Linked DNA regions of Mus musculus: region 1 is linked to region 2. Evidence: chromatin loops called from intact Hi-C (ENCODE). Cell type or tissue: heart. All regions are shown on one strand.

Region 1 (8,000 bases), 510 kb before region 2:
AAATAATTTCTTTTTTTGTCTAATGAGATTCACGAGTTATACACTTAAGAGAAGAGACTTTAATGTCTTCAAACTGCTTTTAAAATGCAATAGCCTTATATGAATGCTTCTTTATATTCATTTTCAAGCTTTTACAGAATATTAAAAGAATTTTAAAAATTAAAATAGCTGGGCAGTGGTGACGCATGCCTTTAATCCTAGCACTTGGAAGGCAGAGGCAGGCAGATTTCTGAGTCTGGTCTATAAAGTGAGTTCCAGGACAGCCAGGGCTACACAGAGAAACCCTGTCTCGAAAAACAAAAACAAAAACAAACAAACAAACAAAAAACCAAAAAATTAAAATAAAGTAAGGACAAACAAAAATTGATATTTTATATTCTGCCATTTAAATGTATGAACATTTAAAATGCAGATACTATTTATTTTTTGATCGTGAGTTTAGTCTTTAATGGCTGAGCCATTTCTCTAGTCTGAAACTACTATTTATTATCAGAATTATTTCATAGACAAATGTTAGCTCTTTCTGGCCTCCTCCTCTTTTCCTTCCCTTTCTTTCTCCATCCTTTTCTGTCCCCTCTTTCTCTGCCTCTACTCTCTCCTCAACGCCCCCTTCTCATGCCCCAAATAAACTTCATTTTACATCAGAAAAAAATTTTAATTAAAAAATAAATATATTAACTTCTTTATACTTTAAAAATCTGTATCTATGACCACTCAAATTCTAGATAGTCTCATTTTCTTATTTTGTCATGGACTAACTGAGACTTTTAAATTATGAGTCACTGCTCTAGCTGAGAAGTCACTGGAAAAGTTTCCCAGGCTTTTAATCTTGCTTTAACCCCTGTAAATAACATCCCCTGGTGTTCCTCATTGCCTTTGCTTACATATACCCTTAGTAAATCTTTGGAGTCTTCCCTAGTAGTCCCTTCTAGGACTGTACATAGGTGCCGGAGATAAGTAATGATTACAGACACTGAATGAGAAGAGGAAACAGCGAGTGCTGAAATCCCAACTGCATCTTAGTGTGCTTCTGAGTACAGCACACAGGAGTCGCTAACAGACCCACAGCCACTGTCTGTCCCTCAGAATCACCTCCTTTCTGCTCTGGTGCTCCTGTTCTCTCACTTCATATTGGTGGCTGAAGCAAATGCCCACTGGGAAGCTTTTGGAATCTTTAAAAATTTTGGAAAATACTGTCTATATTTTTTTAAAGGAGAAGTGCGTTATTAACAATCTAATTCCTGACTACGAATTGAAAAGTATTTTCCGTAAAACTCCCCTGGGAGGAAAACTCTAGCTACCTGAGGATATGTATATATGATTTTTAATTCAATTATATACTCTGATATATAATTTTCAATTATATACTCTGATAAGTTTTGGTAAATATATATATAATCACGCAACTAAAAACCTGGTCAAATTGAAAAACATTTCTGTCATTCAAGAAAATTCCCTTAGGTATCCTTCCTGTCAGTGATCAAAGGGCAGCTAGCCAGTGTTTAAATTCGATCACCACAGGCTACACACATTTGTTTCCTCTGAGACTAACACTGTTGAATGTAGTATTTGTTTCTTTTTATTACTAAGAAGAATTCCATTGAACAAGTTTACAATCCGTTTATTCATTACATTGATGGACATCTGGGTTTATGTACTTATTAGGATAATTATATGGATGAGCCTTTGTTAATATGATAAATTATATAGATTAACTTCCAAATGTTAAGCTAACACTGTAATCCTGACCAAGTAGAAACTAACTTCGGTATTAGCTTTTTTCTTCTTCAACGATTTTGTTATGATAGCCATGAGGAATAATGGTGTATAATCTACTTCTTCTTTCTTTAGTTTTTAAAAGATCCATATGTTTGACATTTTGATGTCCATCAGTGTTATGCTTGCCTGACTAAATCATGAAATGTCCTTTTCTTTTTTTTTTAAAATATGTTAAGCAATATGTGTGTTTTAAGAATAACCTGTCTACTTTAGTCAGTTTGTTGAATTTTATTGTGATAAGGTTGTTTATAATGGTTTATTTTTAAAAATATTTTTATGAACTGTAGTACCAGCTCTTGATTTATGTTGCTGTTAATTCATGTTTTTCTCCCATATTTTTTGAACAGTCTTGTTGAGGCTTGATTATCCAATTTCACATCAACTTTCTACTTCAATCATTTCTGTTAGAAGATCACTTCCTTATTTATACTAATTAAATTTATTTTCCTAGTTTAAGAAAGAAACTCACACAAGTTATTTTACATCATTCATTTTGAAATATTAAACATTCTTTGTATGACCTGCTCTTTGACCTATAGGTTATTTAGAAGAGGCTCACCTATACATATTTAAGGTTTAAGTATTGTTAATGACTTCTATTTTAAGTCCACTGTTTTGGACAACACTGCTGCAGTATTTACCTTCTTGGGGTGCATGCCCACAGTGTGTAGTGGACGACTCAGCATTGTGCTCAGAGTGCTATGCAGGGGGCTGGCGAGATGGCTCAGTGGTTAAGAGCGCCGACTGCTCTTCCGAAGGTTCCGAGTTCAAATCCCAGCAACCATATGGTGGCTCACAACCATCTGTAACAAAATCTAATGCCCTCTTATGGGGTATCTGAGGACAGCTACAGTGTACTCACATATAATAAATAAATAAATCTAAAAAAAAAAGAGTGCTATGCAAAAGCTGGACTCCCAAGCACACATGTAAAAAGCTGAGTATGGCAGCACATGCCAGAAACCCCAGTGCTGGGGGTGGGAGGAGAGACAGGAAGATTCAGGAGCTCAATGGTCAGTCAGTCAGAGACCCAGCGTTACGACAATTAATGAAGAGAGCTACAGAGGAAGACACCAGCCTCTTCCTCTGGCCTCTTTACATGTGGATGTGTACATTCACATATAGCTGTATTATGGATGCAATGCTCCACACCAACCTGCCTCCCCACACTAAAAATAAAAAATTTAAAAGGTGAAAAAATGTGGAGAGAGGTTTAAGGAGATGACTGTGCTTAGGCTTCAGTGAGTACCAGGGCTGGAAAGGAAAAGGTAAGGCATGAGCACAAGAGGGAGACAGAGCCCACTCATTTCATTTTCATTAACAACCACTAGCTTTTCTGATACAATTTATGTACCACAAAATGTCCATGTGCCTTTTTACATACCTTCCAAGTGAACAGTAAGTGATTTCTAGTGTCAATACTGAGTGAGGTATGCAGCCATGGGTGGCATAATAAATGTACTGCAGATATTTTCTAACTATAGATTCTAGCCCTACAAACTCTGAAAGAGTGAGATGGAGCAGCAACTTTATTGATTAATTCTACTTCCACAGAAAGGATTAGAAGCTCTACTACCTTTATTATAAGAAAACTAAAATTATTTGGAAATCAAAATAAGAACTTTTACAAAGGAAGGAGGAAGGATCAGTTTCTACATAGATTTGTTATTTTGAAATGCGTCCTGTTACATTGCCTAGGTTTGTTTTTAATTCCTGGATTGAAGCAGTCCACCTACCCTAGCCTCTTCCAAATGCTGGGACTACATATGTGCATTATCACACTCTACCCAAGAAAAGTCTTCTGCATGCTGTACTCTGTAGACATCAGCTATAGAACATTTAGTTCTGACAATGTAATAAACACAATCATTTCTATATCACAACGCAAGTGACCACGGCTCTTTTCAACCTTATTTATACCTTTGTGGAGGTTCTCCAAGGGCTCTAGGACTCCTCTCCGGAAGGAGGCCATGGGATCTTGAACACAGGACCGGAGGCTTAGCATGCTCTGCAGGTGAGGCTCCCGAAGAAGCTGTTCCCGGTAAGCTGTCAGCTGAGGTGAGCGGCAGAGCAGGGCAGCAACATTGTGGACGAATTCTGGTACCAGGCAGGTGTAGGCATTATCTGCCTGGCAATAGTGATAGGCAACCACCTATGGAAAGATGAGATTGCAAACAGGCTTATTAGCAGCTATGGTTACATATGACCATACCCTAACACTGTCTTTGGTTTCTCCATTTTCTCAATTTTTTTTCAAATAAAAATAAAAGCCACTAATGCAACTGCATAATTTATGCACAGTCAAAAATTAGACATAATACATGTATATATTCTAACAACCTAAAATTAAAGTTTATAAATAAAATGGGCTACGCCTTCTCGATTGTATGAGATAAGAAGCAAGACTGAGAAGGAAGAGGTACATTAATATTGCAAACATTTATTCCACACAGTAGTATAGAAAGGTCTACTCTTGTAACAAAGCATTAGAAATAAAACAGTGAGGAAAACCATGGTAGTCTCAAGAGATACACATGCTCACATCACTTTATGGTACAGTCCTGTTCTTTAAAAGATGAGCCTATAAAATAAAATAACTTAGATCTAAAAATTATCAGTGAACAGTTTCTGAAAATTCAAACAGAGGAAAAGTACCAAAATTAGAAAAAAGGAAAGAAGGAAAAAGGTGAGATTTTTGCTAAATGTGGGTCTTAAATTCTAAGAGTTTAAGAGTATTAATAACATTCAGGTTCTGGGCTGTCTGTCTGTCTGTCTGTTTTAAGCTGTCCATTAGAGTTGCACAGAATTTACTCCATATCTTCTGTTATGGTTGTTTTTTTTTTTTTTTTTTTTTTGCCTCAAGTGCAAGTGCAAAAAAGACCCCTCCTTCTTTTTGATAGGGTTGCACTCATGGAGCTGAGGCTGGCCTGGAACTCCTGATCCTCCTGCCTCCACCTCCACCTGCTCACGCCTAGCACAGAGAGTGACTTTAATATAGATTACTCTTCTGGCTCATTACTGCCAAGAAAAGTGATTGCATACAGTAGAAAACATGGCATCAATAGGAGAGATTCAAGCTTGATTTATGGAAAGAGTCTGACAAGGTGCTTAGAACACAGTAAGAGGGTAATGACATTAGCTGATTTTGCCCTCTTCATCATGGTCACCACCACGTCCACACTCATCTTAAGCGGTACCACCATCACTGTGCTGAGTGCTCACTTAGCAACTAACTTTGTGCCTATAGGTAGCTCAGACATCCCAATAGCACTCATGAACGTACTGGGAATGCTGTTCTTTACTTCCCTCTTAGACAAGTTTACAGCAGAGGCGTTCTATTCTGAAAAAACAAAAAACAAACCTCCTAATCTGTAAGTGTGGTAGTCTCTTTAATACATTCTGTAAATGTCAACTCTTTTAAGCAGTAAAAATCTTTCTCATTAAACATAAAGGAAATCAAATAATATTGGATGTTATTGTATATTTAAAGCTAACTACAGGAATTGCTTATGAGTGAAACAAAGAAGTCTGAACTCCATAGGAGGACTAGAAACCAGAGGTTGTATTTAGAGCTCCATCCTTTTCTTTAGGTGATTAGTTTCTGCTTTATTATCTATGTTAAAGACAGTGTTCCCTAGAGGGAAACCTCGTCCTCTCAGCCAACTGTGCAGCCAGTGGTTATTGTCTTCACAGACACAGGTCTTTGAATCAACATGTAGGCTCACCACACTTTGCTTCAATTGATTCCAGATGTGGAGGCAATGCACAGCTCAGCGAGCCTTGTATAACTTGCTTTTTATGTAATGTAGTGAGGTATTATTTTACAGATAAAGATTATAAAACTTTCTTTTACTGATTTTGTTAAAAATCATTATGTGTACTTGGAGATGTTTCCAGTACTGGGAATGGAGCCCAGGCACTTATATTTACTGCCAAGCACTCTGTCACTGAACTACACGGAAGCTGTCAGATGTGGACTTGGATTAATGAGGTTTCATTTAACAAAAGTCAGTGTACAGTTATAGATTCTAAAGCTGCTCCTCTTTTAATTTTAGTATTTGGCATTCCAAATATAAAGTCTTGATTTCTTTGAAGAATTCAGGTAGAAAATCCACTCAATATCTTCAGATTTGCAAGATGATTCAAAATAGGTTATTAATTGCACATTTCAAAGTAGTTACGTGGTATGTATAAGTAAATAAATTCCATGAAAACTATGTTAGGCACTGAGCTGTCTCAGTCAGATAAAATGACAGCACCCATGTCTAAAAGGCTGTGTGTCAGTAAAATCAGTGCTGGGTAGGTGTAGACAGACAGACCTCTGCCAGCTAGCATAGTTTATCATGAGCTACAGTTTCAGTGAGCCTGTATCAAAATGCCTGATGCTTGTGGGCCAGAAGATGGCATCAGATCACGTGGAACTGGAGTTACAGACAATTGTTAACTGCCATGTGGGTGCTAGGAATTGAACCTAGGTCCTTTGGAAAAACAGCAAGTGCTCTTAAGCACTGAGTCATCTCTCCAGCCCTCTAAATTGTCATTTGATACTACCTAAATATTTCCTATCTATAAAAACAGGGAGCAAGCCTAAATGTATGTACCTTTCCTGAGTCTCTCATGACACTGGGAAAAAGGTACATTTATACAGCACTTTACAGCTTTGAGGAATTTGTTATACTCATTATAGTTATAGCTCAGAAATGGCTCAGAATCCGTCTACCTTAATAAACCAACTGGCACAACCCTTTCCCTGCATGGACTCTTTTTTTCTCAAGATCTCTTGTCTTAATCTCATTTTTAGCTGTTTCTTCCTTCTTTCTTTCCTTCCTTCCTTCTTTAGATATTTTATTTACATTTCAAATGTTATCCTTTTCCTAGTTTCCCCTCTGAAAATCCCCTATCCCCTACCCCCTCTGCCTGCTCCCCAACCCACCCACTCCCATTCCTGTTCCTTGCATTCCCCTATACTGGGGCATAGAGCCTTCACAGGACCAAGGGCCTCTCCTCCCATTGATGACTGAGTAGGCCATCCTCTGCTACATATATAGCAAGAGCCACAATGTGTTTTCTTTGATTGGTGGTATAGTTCCAAGGAGCTCTGGGGGTACTGGTTAGTTCATATTGATGTTCCTCCTATGGGGCTTCAGACCCCTTCAGCTCCCTGGGTATTTCTCTGGCTCCTTCATTGGGGACTGTAGTGGCTATTCCTGGTTGTCAACTTGACAATATTTGAAATGAACTACAATCTGGAATTGGAAGGCTCACCAGTGACCCTTATCTGGAGGCTTGGAGATCCTTATCTGGATCTTGGTTTGAAGATCTTGAGCCATAGTGGCTATGGATTCCAGAAGATTGAATCTCCGAGTTTAAGAAACACACCTTTAATCTGGGCTACGCCTTTCATCTGGGATTAAAGGTGTGGTGGAACACACCTTTAATCTGGGCTACACCTTCTGCTGGAGACAATATAAGGACATTGGAAGAAGGGAGTCTAGCTCTTGCTCTTGCTCCTTCGCCTGCTTGCCGTGTGAGACTGAGTAACTGCTAGATCCTTGGACTTCCATTCACAGCTGCGACTGAACAATTGTTGGGAATTGGGCTGCCGACTGTAAGTCATCAATAAATTCCTTTACTATCTAGAGACTATCCATAAGTTCTGTGACTCTAGAGAACCCTGACTAATACAGAAGTTGGTACCAGGAGTGGTTCTAGAGTAACAGAAGTACAAGGATGAATCTTTTAAAATACTGGAATTGGCTTGTTGATCCACCAGCACTTTCAACTATTGAAACCTCTCCAGATTCTCTCCCTCCTGGGAGCTCAGAGAATTTTGAAGACCCATGGTTGAAACTATATTCCGAACTTAAAGAAGCTAATGCCCTTGATTTTCTTAATGAATTAGGTGATTCAGTGCACAAAGCTTTCTACAAGATGGGGAAAAAATCGGAAAATGATTTTACTGGCTGGCTGCTCTTAGTATCTGTGGAAAGAATGATGAATGAAAGGAAGGAGTTGTGTGATAAAATCGAAAGGCTCCAGACACAAGTAAACGATCTAAAAGTTGCTAAGTGTGTCCTAGAAGAAAATCTTCTCTCTTGTAGCAACAGAGCTCAAGTTGCAGAAAATCAAACGGAAACTCTCATTGTAAGGTTGGCTGAACTACAGCGAAAATTCAAGTCTCAGCCTCAGAGTGTGTCAACAGTTAAAGTAAGGGCTCTAAT
Region 2 (8,000 bases):
CCCTAGGAGATCCTCTACGCCCTATTCAAGCTGATGGGACAATGAGCTCAGGTGCCCAAGTTCACACGCTTGTAGGCAGGGACGACTTGTCTCCTGAGGAGAGCCAAAAGCTCAGAGGCAAAATGGCAGGCTACAGAAACAACTGGACAGAGCTGCCATCTGTCCCTACAGGGCTGCGGGGGTCAGACTCTGCAGAGAAGGAGGCACAAACGCTGACTTCTCAAGCCTCTGGAAGGTTTTTATTTGTTTGCTATTCTTTTTCTCTTTTTCCTTCTTTAAAAAAAAAAAAAAAAAGACAAACAATAATAGCACATTTCGAGAATCAAGAACTACAATAGAGGGTCCGCTTTGAGTTTTTGTTCACATCGTCCTGCACTGGGACACGGGGACTGGCACTCTCCATCCTGGCTGGGACTCTCCTCTGGAAAAAGGTGCTGAGTGGTTCCATGAGTTGGTCTCCTAGGCCACACCAGATGGTAGCACCTGGTGCTGTCCCAGGTTACAGCCTCACCAGCGCCCCTCCCCCTCCAAACCATCTTCCCTCTCTCCAAGCCAGAGCCAGAAGCCGGAGACATTAGGGAACTTATTTTGGTCCCCACAGGGGACTCTTTCAAGGACAGAGCCCTCCCCTGACCAGCAGGAGATGACACCCTGTGAGTGGATAAGGTGTCTCTCCGAAGTTCCATCTCTACTCCAGCAGACACCACACCGGTGCCCTGGTTTGTACACCTGAGCCACCTAGGCTCCCTCCTGCCATACCCTAGGTCCATTCCAGCAGGCACAGGAGTGACAGATGCTTGGCCAGCCTCTTCAGCTGACCCCCACCCAGAGAGAAAGAGAGAGAGAATGAGAGAGAGAGAGAGAGAGAGAGAGAGAGAGATCACCCAAGTCCCAGGGCCATGGCTCAGAAGGAGGCACTGGGTGGAAAAAAAGGCACGAGGGCAGGGTGAGGAGACAGAGCTGATGTAGCCGAGTAGGAGAGGTGACAGAGAGCCACCCCAAGGGACGGGGCAGGCTTTCCAGGCCTACAGATAGGAAAGAATCCTAGGCTGCAGGTCAGCAGGTTTAGGCTCAGGGATCTGGGGAGGAAAAGACATGAATAAGCTCATGTCCCTTCTCATATTGCCTCCAGTTGCCATGGGGTCCAGGTCCAGGTGACACGATCCCAGGCCCAAGGGAAAGGGGAACATGACCCACTGCCAAGTCTCAGCCTAGCCTCTATGGTAGGCTGGGTACTCCCACCCCATGGCAAGCTATGCCCCCGGCACCCAGTAGCAACTCCCAAGGGTTGCCATCCAAAGACAACTGGGCTGATGGGTGATGGGGGCCTGCTGACCTGGGGCCCCTGCCTTACCCGCTCTGGCTCCACCCCGACCACGCCCTTGGGGCCCCTGCCTCCCCCGCTTTGGCTCCACCCCGACCACGCCCTTGGCTCTATTCTTGCTGTTCGTTCATTTCCATGTCAGACACCAGAATGTTCTTCTCGGTGGCCTCTGCGGGGCCAGAGTGGCTGCTGCGACTGTAGCGGGCCCCCTCGAAGGACCCACGCTCCGCACTCTGTCGGCGCCGGTAGAGGATGAGGGCTGCCGTCATCAAGGCCAGGAGGAGCAGCACCGCTGTCAGCACCACCACCAGGGCAACCGGGCTCTCGGGGAGGGCTGCTGAGATGGAGGTGGGGAGTTCACATCAGGCCCCAGTCATGACCACAGGGACAGAGGAGCCAGCGAAAGAACCAGGCCGGGGCTCGCTCATTCCCTCCACTCACCTGATGGCAAGAAGCTGTTCTCTTCCACTGTAGGAGAGGAGAGAGCCAGAGAATCACAATCAGTCCTCACAGAAATCATAGTCACAATTTAAATAAGTGCCTGTGAACTGCTTTGTGAATGTCACCTTGCAGAGTCACTGAACCTCCCAGGACTCTAGGACCTGGCTTCTACTATTTCCGTTCTATATATGAGGAAGCTGATGGGACAGGTGTGTGTGTGTCTATGTATGTGTTCTTATAGGTGAATATAAGCAGATACTTGTGAGTGTGCATGTGCGTAGAGGTCAGAGGTCAAGGTTATTGCACTGTGTCTTCCTTGATGCCTCTCTACCTCGGTGTTTTGAGGCAGGGTCTACCACTGAACCTACAACGTATGGATTCAGCTCATGGCTGGTGAATGAGCTCCAGGGGCCTATAAAACACAAATACACGTCTCCCTTTCTGTCTTAGGGTTACAGGTGATGGCACTCAATGTTGGGATTTTATTGGGGTGCTGGGAATCTTAACTCGGATCCTGGTGCTTGCGTGACTTTACCAAATGGACTATATCCCCAGGCCTCAGAGTCAATACGTGAGTGTCCAGGGCTTGACCATCCCTTGTCCCTAACCACTATAGAATGATGGGGCTTGCTGTCCTCTGGGCTTATGTGTACTTTGGAAAGTTGAGGCCCTGCGTCAGTCCTTGCTGCAAACTAATGTACTTGATGCCCTCCGGCCAAAGCAGATGCCCCTGTATATCAAGTAACCCTAGACCCAGCTGGACATCCAGCTGTGAGTCCAGCTATGGGCCCAGCTGTTGACCGAGATCCTGGCTTACCTCTAGGGAGCTTGCAGACAACTCCCATGGTGATGTTGGTACAAGCCCCGGGGCGCCACAGTCCGCTGCTGCTCTGGATCCAGTAGCAGCTGTTGTGGCTTAGCATGCTAGGGCCCAGGCCAGGGGGCCCCCAGTTAGAATAGTTCACAGCTGTGTTGTCTTGCCAGACCAGCGTGCCTCCTGTGGAAGGAACCCATTGGGAAGGTGTGGGAATGGGAATAGGTGGAAGGGGGGTTTCTAGGTGGGAGGCGATAACCACGATCCACTGCTGTACTTTCACAAGCCTGGAGACAGTGGTAAGCATCCCTCTTGCAGCCTGAGCCCTTCCCTTCCCGTACACAGAGCACCCACCTTTGGGGTTGAAGTTCATGCCCAACCAGGCACCTCGACTTTGGGCTTCAGCTGTCTGCAGGTGCTCCCAGACAAACACATTCTCCATCTCATCAAGAATGGACAGAACCGTCCCACCAGCTGGACACAAAGAAAGCCCATGTCAGGACAAGCAGATTCTCCTTATGGTGATAGACCCCCCCCCCAAACTACTTCCCCCCCCTCCCGCTTCACAGCAACCCCGGCACTCTTCTCTGGCAGCTCAAGTGCAAGATGGTGTGAATCTCAGCACTTGTGGACCGTGGGATATTCTGTAGATGACACAACATGGTCTGTGTATTAAACAGCGAGGGGAGCTTGAGATAAGTGCCTATAGGCAGAGGGGAAGTTCTTTCTCCAGGCCTCAGAGTCCCGGATCTGGGCTAGGCTGCTCTCACCCACCTTTCTGACAGCGCTGCAGCGCCTCCTTGTGGCCCAACAGCACCTCCATGTGGAAAGAATAGCAATGCTCCCTGAAGGGAATCCAGGACGAGTCAGCCAAGCCCTGAGGACAGCTGCCACGGTAGTTTATCCTTCGGGGTGGGGGCCCTGTTGGAGTGCAGAATTGAAGACGTAGCCCGAACATCTTCCCAGAACCACCTGCACCTGCGCAAGCCTTGGCCCTCACGGGTGGTACTCACCCCTGCTCACCCCACACACTGCCCCCTGCAGCTTGGTATCACAGCTGGTGGTGCGCCAGGTTCCATCCACATCCACGTAGGCACAGCCTCCCGAGTGCTGGGGCTCCTCATCTTGCCAGCTCACATAATTCAGAGGCTCCTCTGAGAGCCAGGAATACCTCCGTGAGCCCTGGGTATTAGGTAGCCATAGGTGAGAATAAAGGGAACATACTCTCAAGGTGGAAGGAGGAAGTGAAATCAAGGCAGAAGGTAGGGTGGGGGTAAGCGAGGCAAAATCTTGACCTAGGAGCCCACCTCCTCACTGGCCAGCCCGATCCACAGTGGTGTTTGCAGCCCCCGTGCAGCCTGTGTGAGGAAGGCTTGTGTGTAGGGATCGGGCACGTGTGCCAGGCTGGCATTTCGGCTCTCACACAGCAGGAGAGCATCTTTCCAGCGCAGTGGCTTCTGCAGCAGCCGGAAGGTGTGGTTGAGATAGGAGAGCTCAGCGCCCGGGGCAGGGGGTGTTGCTGCTGGGGATGGGCTTAGCGAGGGGTCTACAGGGAAAGGGGGCAGGACTCAGACCGAGCTCTGCCCCATCCACCCTTACCCCATTCCCAGGTATGAGACTAAGCTAGGGAAAACCAGACATCAGACTCAGAGCAGGTCTCCACTGGGGATGGCCAGTCGCCATCCTTATCAGTGAGCTTTCTATTTGCTAACATGCAGAAGGAGCTGGAGATGCCTTGACGTTGAACCTCAGGGGTTCTGACCCTAGACATAGCAGCATGTCACACACACACACCCCCCCCCCCCCCGCAGACCACCTGCTTCCCAAGCAGATACATGACTCTGGAGGGACCTCTATGGCCCCTGAAAAGAGATTCAATGTTTGGTTCCTTCTGGACCGGCCCAGAGCAGCTAGCCAGTGCAGGGGTGTCTCTGTGTAGCAGCTGCGTGTACCTGTGCCCTTCTGGCAGATGAAGCCATGCGTCTCCTCTGTGCAGCTCCGATCATCCCAGCGGCCAGTGAAGTGGGCTGAGGGGCTGTGCAGGATCACCGCACAGCTGGTCTGGGGGAAAAGGCTACTTAGGGGAACCTCAGTGGCTGCCCCATCTAAGGACAGCTGAGGCTGGAAGGGCGAGGTAGGGGAGAGGGGGACAGCGACAGAGAAAAGCACTGTGGTGTGGGTCCTCACCGGCTTGGTGCCACTGGGAGCAGGGCTGGGGCCAGAGGGCTCTCCTGGTGCCCAGTTGGTATAGAGCAGGGGTTCTTGTTCAATCCACTGGAAGTCCCTCTGAGAGGCATGCAGGCCAATCCAAAGGTCAAAGGTCACGTTGGGGAGGCTGGCTGTGATAAATGCTGCAGTCCCCCAGAAGAAAGGAAAGAGTGATGGGGTAGCCCCTGTTTGCTCTGCTGTAGCGAGTTGTGGGGAGACACCAGCACCTCCCCATAGGTTGACCCTACCTTGCTCTAAGGGGTTTGCAATGGTGACCAGCTGGGCTTCTTGCTGTTCACAGGAGAACTGTGCCTCTGACCATTTCACCCTGTCCTGGGGGTCCTGGCCCTGGATTCGGAAACACTGTGGAGCAGGGGATGGAATTGATACACAGCTCTACATCCCTGTCCACATACCCAGAAGCCCTGCTGGGTAGCCCTCAGCAGCTGATGCTCTGGGCTTTCATACACAGGGCGTCTGGATCTCCCTGGACAAAGCCCCACCCTCCCATCCTGGCACAGAAGTCACAAATGCCCACATTCTAGTGGTGGTGGGTGGGGAGCTTGTTATTATTTGAGACAGGGTCTTGCTATGTAGCCCAAGCTGGCCTGGAACTCAGGATCTTTTTGCCTCAGACTCCCTAGTATTGAATACTATTTATGTGTATGTGTGTGTGTGTGCGCGCGAGTGTTTGTACAAACATGCACATGTCTGTCTGTCTGTCTGCCTGTCTGACTAAGGGCCTCACATATGCTAGGCAAGCACTCTACCAATGAGCCAAACCCCTAAGTCCTTCCCACTTTTCATTTTTTGAGTTTTCGTTGTTGTTTGAACTTTTGTTTTGAGAAGTTTCTCCTTGTGGCCCCACTGTCCTCTAGCCTTCCAGGGTCTGAATTACAAGTATATACCATTGTGCCCAAATTAAAACACTAAGAAAGACAATTTTCTAAATGTTGTCAAGAAAAAGAAAACCTTTAGGTTCTACTGCAAAGGATGGCTCAGCATCAGCTGCTCCCCCCAGAAGACCTGGATTGGGCTCCACACAGCAGCAGCTCACAACTGTCTGTAACTCCAGTCCCAAGGGCTCTCATGCCCTCTTCTGGCCTCAATGGGTATTGCCCATAAGAGGTGCACACACATACATGCTGGCATAAAATTAAAAAAATAAAAATTAAGGGAAAGAATGTTTAAAATTGAACACAGAAAGAAACACAGTGTGGTTTCGTCCACATGTGGGGATGGATAACGTGCTTACTGGATAAGCATGAGAACCAGAGTTTATATCCCCAGCACGCATGTGAGTGCTCTAAGTTTGGGGGCCACTTGTCATGCCAGCACTCGGGAGATGGTGACAGATGGTGTCTAGAGCAAGCTGCTTAGCTAGACCAGCCAAATCAGCAAGCTTTGGGCTTACATGAGAGACCCTGCCTCTGTATATAAGGTTTATATATTATTAAGGAAATACCCAAGGTTAACCTCTGGCCTGTGCACATACATGCATGTGCCAACCACACCTAAGCATGCAAAAAATAAACTTCTGATGGGGCATATAGCTCAGTTGGTAAAGTGTTTGCCTGGCATGCAGAGACTCTAGGTCCTATTCCTAGCACTGCCTAAAACTGCATAAACCTGTGATTCCTGCATTTGGACCTTCAAAAGTTCAGTCATACATAGTGAGTTCAAGGATAACCTAGGTTGCATGAGACCCTGTCTCAAAAGGGGTGGCAGCACACGGCTTTAATCCTAGCACTCACAAGACAGAGGCAGAGACAGGTGGATCTTTGTGAGTTCTAGGCCAGCCTGGTCTACAGAGTGAGTTCCCAGACAGTCAAGGCTACACAGAGAAACCTTGTCTTAAAAACCCAAAAAGAAAAAAAAAAAAGTTGAGAGCAGAGTCAGTCAGTGGGCATAATGGGGACAGGGAAAGGTTGGCCACTGAGTACTGAGGTACGGTTATGTGCAATCTAGTTCTTTGGTGCTAGTGTGCAGTAAGGTAACGCCACGATAAAGTCACCTGCAGTGAGGTAACTGCAGGGCAGAACATATTGAGTATGTCAAACAGCTAGAAGGAAGGACTTGGGATGGTTTTCCTTAAAACAAGACCATGACTTCAGGGGACAGATGCATTTACCCTAATATAAGCATTATACAATGTACGAATGTACAAAATATTACATGGCATCCCCCGAATAGCTATCATTCTTGTGTTTTTATGTATCGGTGGAAAAATAAAATCAAATGAAAAATAAATGGATTTTTATTCTGCAAAACAAGAAAATGAAATGTATGTAGTCATATGTTCTTATTAAAATTGCATAAATATTAATTATTATAATTGATCAGTCACATGGCCCAAACATATTTTTGTTTTACTAATAGAGATTTTTTTTTTCGAGACAGAGTTTCTCTGTGTAGCCCTGGCTGTACTGGAACTCACTCTGTAGACCAGGCTGGCCTTGAACTCAGAAATCTGCCTGCCTCTACCTCCTAAGTACTGGGATTAAAGGTGTGTACCACCACTGCCTGGCTCTAATAGGAGAATTTTAAAAGATACTATTTTTATCTTTATCTGTTTTTAGTTCTGTTCTTGTGCATATTTGACTCCATGTGGTGATAGTTTTGTAGTATAGGAGTAACTATAAATTTTATCTGCATGCACATGTACATATACATAAATAACATATACACACAGATTGGGTACGAATGCTCAATAATTTGTTTTATTAATAGAGTTCATTATCAAAAGGCTTGACAACTATTGGTCTAGAAAACTCACCAAAGTATTTAGATAATTTTGCTCCCTGGTGGACCAACACTGAGCCACTTTCCAAGGAACCTCACTTTCATTGGCACAGAGAGGTGTGTGCGGACAGATGAAAGGTGTGGCAGAACAGCTGGGGGGATGCCTGAGGCTCAGCCAACACCTGTTCCCATCCTCTCCTCTGACTCTCCGTGTCCCTTCCCAACTCCCTACCTTATTGAGGAACTGGTTCCAACCGGAGGGGCAGCCTCCTAAGGCTGAAGGTGGCAAGTCTTGGGGCTGAGTCTCTCCAGAGCTATTGCTGCGCTTACAGATGTAGGGCAAAGCCGTATGGCACCTCTGGTCCCCCCAGTCCTCTGTGAAGGGGAAAAGAGAATGGTTACCCTAGGGTCGGGCAGGGCAGGCAGCACTCTTGGTCCCATGCCCTGAGAATATGGGCTGAGCTCAAGTTC

Evidence for each region. Peaks named below come from ENCODE experiments on the same cell type or tissue, not always from the same donor. Only the 100,000 strongest peaks of a DNase experiment are listed, where the experiment ranks them.
Region 1: it touches region 2 in a loop (4-fold over the local background); 6 of 42 quality-filtered maps call a loop at or near these places.

The regions. Positions count from the first base shown.
Region 1 is chr11:105,853,328-105,861,327 of GRCm38, reverse strand. Tanc2 (tetratricopeptide repeat, ankyrin repeat and coiled-coil containing 2) reads right to left here. Exons shown (of 26, transcript NM_181071.3): 11 at 3,700-3,931. Among named protein-coding and RNA genes, the nearest start is that of Cyb561, 87 kb to the left of the region's middle. In heart, a CTCF peak has its summit at 3,063 (motif pointing right); no DNase peak of the experiment used is centred here.
Region 2 is chr11:105,343,360-105,351,359 of GRCm38, reverse strand. It overlaps Mrc2 (mannose receptor, C type 2), which reads right to left. Exons shown (of 30, transcript NM_008626.3): 20 at 7,762-7,904; 21 at 5,036-5,150; 22 at 4,767-4,930; 23 at 4,532-4,640; 24 at 3,887-4,125; 25 at 3,593-3,761; 26 at 3,354-3,500; 27 at 2,934-3,053; 28 at 2,583-2,762; 29 at 1,766-1,792; 30 at 215-1,661. The coding sequence ends at 1,435. Among named protein-coding and RNA genes, the nearest start is that of Mrc2, 55 kb to the right of the region's middle. In heart, CTCF peaks have their summits at 3,391 (motif pointing left) and 5,898 (motif pointing left); a DNase peak (open chromatin) is centred at 3,379; H3K4me3 peaks cover 465 bases; H3K27ac peaks cover 2,196 bases.